2 separate regions of the Mus musculus genome follow, and region 1 is linked to region 2. A link is a loop called in an ENCODE intact Hi-C map of the cell type or tissue named here. Cell type or tissue: left cerebral cortex. All regions are shown on one strand. Each heading gives the region's core, and the rest is flanking DNA. Links, peaks and the distances in the headings are about the cores only.

What was found. Hi-C counts contacts between places; a loop is a spot of excess contacts. Peaks named below come from ENCODE experiments on the same cell type or tissue, not always from the same donor. Only the 100,000 strongest peaks of a DNase experiment are listed, where the experiment ranks them.
Region 1: it touches region 2 in a loop (4-fold over the local background); 20 of 42 quality-filtered maps call a loop at or near these places.

What each region holds. Positions count from the first base shown.
Region 1 is chr1:31,218,377-31,222,775 of GRCm38, forward strand. It overlaps 4931428L18Rik (RIKEN cDNA 4931428L18 gene), which reads right to left and starts at 4,280. Exons shown (of 3, transcript NR_033445.1): 1 at 4,100-4,280. In left cerebral cortex, for the core only: no CTCF peak of the experiment used is centred there; a DNase peak (open chromatin) is centred at 2,682.
Region 2 is chr1:31,335,313-31,339,711 of GRCm38, forward strand. No RefSeq gene overlaps it. Among named protein-coding and RNA genes, the nearest start is that of Gm26145, 78 kb to the left of the region's middle. In left cerebral cortex, for the core only: a CTCF peak has its summit at 1,985 (motif pointing left); a DNase peak (open chromatin) is centred at 1,980.

The DNA.
Region 1 (4,399 bases), core at 250-4,249, 120 kb before region 2:
AAGATGGCCTAGTCGGCCATCACTGGAAAGAGAGGCCCATTGGACTTGCAAACTTTATATGCCCCAGTACAGGGGAATACCAGGGCCAAAAAGGGGGAGTGGGTGGGCAGGGGAGTGGGGGTGGGTGGATATGGGGGACTTTTGGTATAGCATTGGAAATGTAAATTAGTTAAATACCTAATAAAAAATGGAAAAAAAAAAAAAAAAAAAAAAAAAAAGAAGTGGCCCTGTAGTTAGGAGTCAAGATGGTGGGAAACGTGTTCCTCGAGAATAAGAGCGTTGCAGGAGAGAAGAAATGGAATGTTGGTTATTCTGCAAATGTTTCCATTTTTCAATTAGGACAAATATTCTTCCTGGCCACAGAGAGTTGTTCAGTCTCATCAACTTCAGTTAAAACAGGACTTGGAATGTGGCCTCAGGAAGGGAGAATTTTGGAATATTTTACCAACCTTGAAGCATTTTAGAAAGATGTTGCCTTCCTATGCTATGTTACTGACATCCCATCTCTGTAGGGCAAGCTCATACTGATTGCAGTCTGTTATACGGACAGGAAATTATAAGGATGAGTTTTGATTTTAAAGCACTTTACGTAGGAGATAATGAAGTGATTAGGCTTTTCAGACTGGAGATGAAGGCTTTGAGTATACGGAATCAACTGCCTCTCTGTGATCAAAGGGCCGACTTTATCATGCTTTTATTTTAAGAATATATATGACCCTAGAGGTACTCTTGTCTCACTCAGAACTGAGTGATTGGCAAACCTAAAACTCTCTTAGATCTGCTAATTCCTAGTTCATTCTTAAAAAAAAAATCAATATATACATGTACACACACACACACACACACACACATTTATCTTATACAACAGCGTTTTCCTGCTACCTGATATTTAAATAGAATTTTTGTCCTGCCACTGGAACTCATAAAATATTTTTACCCTTGAATCTGCTCTTTTATTTGCATTTTGCGGTTTGACAGTCCCGTTGGTTTTCTGCCTAGAGGAATTTTGAATTAAATTGCCTTTTAGGTTCTAAATTTGTTTTAAAACTCACTTTGAATTGGCTCATAAAACTGAGCCTGTCCTGCTTCAGTTTGATCCCATCCTCAGATTTAAATTGACTTAGACATAAACTGGAGATAATTCTCAATTTTTCTCTGCATTCCAATTGCCAGACTGTTGCCATCCAATTTTATGTTCTTATGACGGAAGCCGAAGACAGCACTGCAACACTTGAGGGGATCTCAGAGCACCTTGGCCCAGGTTCAGACACATTCAGAGGAGAAATTTCAGGAGTGAGGGTAGGTTTTACACAAAAAGTGTATTCAAGCTATTCCAGAAAAGAAGAACTGCCAGGAGGGACACAGGACCCTTCCTTGTGTTATCACCTCATTAGTTCGGATTGCCTGACCCTGGATGTTCTCTGCCGTCAGGGCGAGCTGCTGGCTTTCCATTTCTCTCAGGAAACTGAATCATCCTCACTCCACTGACAATGCCCTTTGGGAACTTAAGTAACAGCACAGTTGGATGTAAACATGTCGCATCCAGTTCTGGTACTTTTTCTTCTAATCTTCAATCACACTGGAGAGTTTATCTATGCTATGTCTAGTCTCACACAGGAAACAACAACAACAACAACACCCAAGCAGTTATTAGGAGCACTAGGCTCCTAATAATTCTGCCTTCCATTCTTTTCACCCATTTTGTTCTGAAATATATAAAAGAATAAAAAAGATATATTGGAGACGGAGTCTTGCTGTCTTGCCCACACTAGCTTTAAAACTGCAAACCTCTTAGAGTAGCTTCTTGTATAGTCAAGATTACAGAGTAGGTCACTGCTTTAGGAGGGAGCAAAATAGTAAGCAAGGCTTTTAATGAAGATTCTATAAACTCTATGGTTGTGTCTTAGGGTTTGTATGTGGATGTGCGTAAGTTACAAAGAGACAGTCACAGAGCTAGAGAGATGGTTCATCAGTTAAGAGTGTTCACCGCCTTTCAAAGGGACTGGAATTCAGTTCCCAACACACACATTGTAACTCTAGTTCTAGAGGAATCTGACACCTCTAGTCTTCGAGGGCACTTCCGCTTTGAAAATCCCACAAGCTTCAGTCTCTTTAAAATATACGAAGTCTCTTTAAGGTTCAAATCTCCCTAAAGTTCGAAAGACTTTTAAACTGGGGGCTCCTATAAAATAAAATATAAATTACATACTTATTTCAAAGAGGAAGAGCCAGGGCACAGTTACAATCAGAATAGAGCAAAACTGAAGTCCAACCATGTAAAGACTTATGGGACTCATGATCTCCAATTGGCTTGGAAAAGCTTCTCCTCTCTGGCTCTGCCTCGCACAACATGCACAGCACATCAGGCTGGCTCTACTCTACAGCTGCGCCCATATTGGCTATGCATTCTGTCGTACTGGCATCTCCAAAGTTCTGCGGGCTGCACTGTGACAGGTCTGCACCTTTTCCAATAACCTCTTCTGAGCTCTCTTTGGGGACTCTGGCTATTCTACAGGGTGTTAAGCCTCAATTTTCTCCCATGACATCTGTAATCCTGGGCTTCACTGTACCTGAGGCTGCACCTTCACCAAGGGCCTTGCCAGGCTCCAAGCCTCAGCTGTTCTCCATGGCTCCTTCATTCCTTTTAAACCAGCACCACCTGGGAAACTCTTACACATTACAAAGTTTGGCTGGCAGCAAATGCACATACAGCCTGAATCCCATCTGGATCATAGCTTCTGTATGCCAAACTTGAGGAAACCCTTTTCAGAAAATTTTACCTCAACAATGCTAGTCTCTTCTTAATCTCAATAGACTCTTCAGATCCCAGGTGATTAAAGAACCACAGATCTTTAATTTAAAATATCACCCAAACAAGTCCGGTAGTTTTTATTGCAATTGATTGATTGATTGATTGATTGATTGATTGAGGCAGGTTTTCTTTGTGTAGCCCTGGCTCTCCTGGAACTCACACAGTAAAAGAGGCTGGCTATGAACTCAGAGATCCGCTTGTTTCTGCTTCCTGAGTGCTGGGACTAAACGCATGCACCACCTCACCTGGCCCTTGTAGTCTTTATATCCTTGTGAAACTCACAAACCAAGTCTGCACTGCCTACATAGCTCTCAGCCTTCTTATCTTCCAAGCTCCCATAGAATAATAGCTTATTGAGCTCTGAGCACCAATGGCTATTCTGTCCATTTTTTCCACACCCCTCCCCAACTGCAAACAATATGGTTAGGTGTATTCCACAGCAATATCCCACAGTCTGGCTAGTATTTTTCATCTTAATTATGATTCATATGGTTGTGATCAAGCATCATGTCCAAAAGCAAATGGGTGGGAAAAAAAGCTTATTCTAGCTCACAACTTTCAGATCACACTCCATCACTGAGACAACTCAGAGCAAGAACTCAAGGCAAGAACATGGAGGCAGGAATTGAAGTACAAGCCATGGAGGAGGGCTGCTTACTGCCTAGACCCCCAAGGCTTCCTTAGCCTTCTTTGTTACCTTCTTTGTTATGTAATCCAGGACCACCTGCCCAGGGGTAGTACTGCCTACTGAGGGCTGGCCCTCCCACATCAATCATTGAGAAAGTGTCCTCCATTTTTGCCTATAGGCCACTTTTATTTTCTCACTTATAATTCACTCTTCCTGGGCTGGAGAGATGGCTGTGTAATCAAAAGCTAGTCGAAACACAAGATTCTTTCTTCCCACCTAGATCTTGGTTAGGTATATGTCAGGTTGGCACAAGTAAAGTAGCGGAGTAGTGTTTTGTCTTCATGTATGTCTGCATACCACATGTGTACCTGGTGCTCACTGAGGTCAGAAAAAGATGCCCCGCAACTGAATTACAGAGTTATAAGCGTCTATGTGGGTGCTGAGAAATAAACCCCAGTTCTCTGGAAGAGCACTGAACGTTAAGTGCTGAGCCACCACTCAACTCCCTCCCAAATAAAAATAAAATACTTTAGAAAAGGAATAGAAACCCACTCAGGTTTTAAAAATGATGCTTAGGAGGAGTGGGGGCGGAGTGGAGGAGGGGGAGAAAAGCTCACTGCAAAAAGCTTGCAGGACAAATGGTAACATCCTGCTCTTACCTCTGTGGCTGAGCCAGCTGGGTATCTGGTCTTCAAAGTAAAGGCAGAGGTGGGGAGAGGCAGTCTGAGAGAAGCGGGAGGACCCGGACTACCGCAGAGAAGCTGTGAACTCTCAGGAGCTAGCATGATGGATCCCACAGCCTAACCCAGGTCGATCTACTTAACTAGAAATGGCAGCCATAGACCCTGAACGGGACGAGCTGGGATTGGCTGCTGCTGGTATTGTTTCAAAGGAGACTCTCCTGTGATTGGCTAGCAGAGTCAAGCAGGAACTAGAGGTGGAAAAGGGAAGTTCAACAA
Region 2 (4,399 bases), core at 82-4,081:
TCCTGATAGATGAGATGAGTCATGTGAAAAGCAGACAGCCAGGATAATTACAAAGTATTTGGAGAGGCAACCTAGAGAACAAAGGTAGCTTTGCTGAGACTGGGGAAGACTCCAAAGTAGGGAAAAGGTGAAAAGCTCAGCTTTGTATCCATTATTATTAAAATCTTTGTTACCCATCAGTCTAATCTGAGATGTCTAGGAGGATACTGAATAAGGCTGCAGTTCAAAGGACAAGTTTCTTTTCTGGATGTAAGTTGGAGGTCAAACGAGTTCGAGTGAATACACAGGATTTCTAAGAGAGTGGGAGTGTCTAAGAGAGTGGGAGTGTCTAAGAGAGTAGGCGTGTCAAGAAATTGGCCCAAAGGGCTCACTTGGACACCACAGTGCTTAGATAATGGGACTCCAAGGAAAAGTGGAGATGGATGAGCAGAGTTCAGGAAGCTACAGTGTAGTAAGTGAAGGAAGAGCTTGGGAAGGGAAGAGTGTTGCCCTGGAGATAGCGAAGCTCCGGATTCCCACACCAAGTGATAGAACAGGCAGGCAAGAGGAGCCCAGCTGTGGTGTTTGCTATTGAAGGTGAAATATTAGAGCCTCTGATTCAAATGATTTAGTGCTTTCAAGGTGTTCAGATGCAAGGCTTGGCACAACGTGCTATATCTGTGTTAAACAGACAGGAATATTGTGTCCTTCATTTTCTTCCTAGTATTTAAAAATGTCCCAGGGTCATTATTTTCCCCCAAAGTTAACAGGTCAGAGAATTCCTATGCACAGAAAAGTTTTTTTTCACCATATTATGTATACATAAGAAAGCAGCTATTATTATGTATGCTCAATAATACATATTTATCTGCTAAATAAGTATATGTAACAAATAATGTGCAATATGTTTAGTAAATACTTAATTTATACATTTGTATATATATATGTAAATATATCAAGCAAATGAATGAAATGTATATATATCACTTTTCTTAGTTATAGATCTTGTAGTTATGACTCTTATGTACTATAGATTTCTTAGTTATAGATTTTGTAGCTATTGAGAGATTTAAAGCAAATACTATGATAAACTACTTTTTGATGGGAACAAAGCATGTTAGGGTGCTGGTGGAGAACAGAAGATCTCTGTGTTGTTTAAGTCCCTAGTAACCCTTTGTAGACTGGAGCAAGCAAGTTTAAGAAGCATTGAACTTTCAACTCAAAGCAGGTATTTCTTGGAAGCTTAGTGTGGGAAGAGGAAAAAGAAGAAATTAGAGAGCTAGGCTGGAAGAAGAGTTTTAAGTGGGAGAATTGAAAGTAGAAAAAGCTAATAGTGTGTTTATTTTTATCTTGTGCAAATACACGGCAAGAATACTTCACTCTAACCCTCTCCTGACAAAAATCAATAAATCGCTATTGAAAAATGTTTTCCTGATCAATTTTTTTTCAGCGAATGTGACTTCTTTTTCAAGAGATTTAAAGAGATGTTGGAGGTACAGGATGCTAGATTCTCCCAGGCAGGCCTTCCGTGGTGGTTTCCTGTCTCTAAATCCTCATATCATCTGATTGTTAGATTAATACTCACCTGGAAAATTTCTTTAGGAAAATGTTAATTAGTGGGAATTGAAAATACATGGCTTAAAGCAATTAGCGTCTTTTCTCTAAGAATTGTCAAGGCCTTCTGCTACATTATTTCTGAATGTAAATCTTGGAGCAAGGGAATACGGAATGCATGGTGTAAGACCCTTCTCAATATCACTCTGCGGCACACTTTGGAAGAAACCTTTTTAGTGCCTATTCCCTTCTGCCAATTATTTTGTGTTGTATTTCATAACATCAACTACATGAGAGGACTGTGTCCCTAAGTAGGTTGATGTTATACTAGCCAATCATCAAGCATATTGTAAGATCGATGAGATGAATCCATTTGAACAACCTAGAGTCTAAAACAACCTTGAGTTCTAGTTGAACGTGCTTCAATGTCCTACAGTAGTTGTATTTGGCTCCATCTGGTGGCAGGCATTGTCTAAAAGATTTTTTTTTTTTTTTAATTTAAACAAAGAAAATATAAAAGGATAACAAAACCATCACTTCGAAGTTGTACAAGGCAAACCATCAGACAAGAAAGAACCCAAGGAGAAGGAATAAGAATCAGGGACCCACTTATTCACATGTTCAGGAGTCCCGTAAAAATACTAAACTGAAGCCCCACTTTGTATGCAGCGAACCTGGTGTGGACCCAAGTAAGCCCTGTGCTTGCTGCTTCAGTCTCTGTGAGTTCACATGAAATTTGCTTAATTAATTAAGATGGCCTTGTTTCTTGGTGCCCTACATCCTCCACACTTTGTCTGCCTCCTCTTCTCTGGAGTTCCCTGAGCTGGTGGTGGAGTCAGGGGGTGTGTGTGGGGGTGGGTGGGGGATTTCATTTAGACCCAAACTCTCTCTCTTTCTCTGTCTGTCTCTGTCTCTCTCTCTCTCTCTGTGCAAAACACACCTGCATGTTTTGCCCATCTACTGCAGAGGGAAGACTCTCTGATATTGGCTGAATAAAGCAGCAATCTATGAGTACAGCAGAATATCATCAGGAGTCATTTTATTGTTATATATTTGGACCAGTACTATTTGGTTTTATCCTAGGTCTCTGAACTACCTTATCTCTGGTTCTAGGTCATCCAGTGTTAGATAGGAATTCCATCTGGGCCTTAAGTCAAATCAGACATTAATTAGTTACTTTCTCAAGCTGTGTTCCACCATTGCCCTAGAATAATTGAAGGCAGGCAGATTGTAGCTTTCGGGTCCTCCCTCAATATTCAGAGACTTGATTAAGATTGACTCCATATATCAGTAAATCTCCACTGCACTCCTATACCACCCCTCTAAAGCCCCTTGATTCTAGCTGTATCTCCTGTGTTCTCTCCCTCAAATGCATCTCTCCTCTTCACTTGATCCTTTCGTTCAAACCTCCTCCTCCAGTATATCCATAAAATCTGTTTTACTTCCCCATTCCAGGGAAATCCCCTCTAGTCCCTTCTTCTGTACCTAACTTCTCTGGGTGGATAGATTTTAGCTTGATTATCATGTATTTAATGGCTAATGTACACATCTAGATGAATACATACCATAATTATCTTTCTGGGTCTGAATTACCTCACTCTGGAGGTTTTTTTTTTTCTAATTTCATTAATTTGCCTGAAGATTTAACGTGTAAAGTGTGTACCACATTTTCTTTATCCATTCTTCTGTTGAAGGAATCTATAATGTTTCCACTTATTTTTGGCTACTAAAAATAGGGTAACAATGAGCATGGTTGAGCAAGTATCCTTGTGGTAACATAAAATGTCCTTCGTGTATTTGCCTGTGATGGCTAGTCTCTGTGATCATCTAGACTATATCTGGAATGAACTACAATCCTGAAGTGGAGGGCACCCCTGTGACCTTGATCTTGAGGCTGGAAGACACAAAATTTTGATTCCCCATCCTGAGGTGGGATGAGACATGCTCTTACTCTGGACTGATATACACCTTTAGTCCAGATCTTTAGGCACATCTTTAATCTGGGCCATACCTTTTGCTGGAAGCCTACATAGGGCAATGGAAGAAGGAAGGGTTCTTTCTTCACCCACTTGCGCTAACTTGCCAGCACATCTGTTGGAATCTACTTCTTCAGGTTTCCATCTTACACAGAAGACATCCAGCCTCATGGAACTAAGACTCTACTAGATTCTTGGACTTTCCATTCACAACTGGGCACTGTGTGGTTAGTTGGTGTACTAGCTAGTTTGTGTATCAACTTGACATAGGCTCGAGAAAGGAGCCTCCTTTGAGGAAATGCCTCCATGAGATCCAGCTGTAAGGCATTTTCTCAATTGGTGATCAAGGGGGTAGGGCCCATTGTGGGTGGTGCCATCCCTGGGATGGTAGTTTTACCAACTAGTTTGGTGTCAACTTGACACAGGCTGGAGTTATCACAGAGAAAGGTGCTTCAGTTGGGGAAATGCCTCCACGAGATCCAGCTGTAAGGCATTTTCTCAATTAGTGATCAAGTGGGGAGGTCTCCTTGTGGGTGGTGCCATTTCTGGGCTGGTAGTCTTGGTTCCATAAGAGAGCAGGCTGAGCAAGCTGGGAGAGGCAAGCCAGTAAAAAACATTCCTCCAAGGCCTCTGCATCAGCTCCTGCTTCCTGACTTGCTTTAGCTCCAGTCCTGACTTTCTTGGTGATAAACAGCAATGTGGAAGTGTAAGATGAATAAACCCTTTCCTCCCCAAGTTGCTTTTTGGTCATGATGTTTGTGCAGGAATAGAAACCCCGACTAGCCAGGCGGTGGCACATGCCTTTAATCCCAGCACTTAGGAGACAGAGGCAGGCGGATTTCTGAGTTCGAGGCCAGCCTGGTCTATAAAGTGAGTTCCAGGCCAGGGCT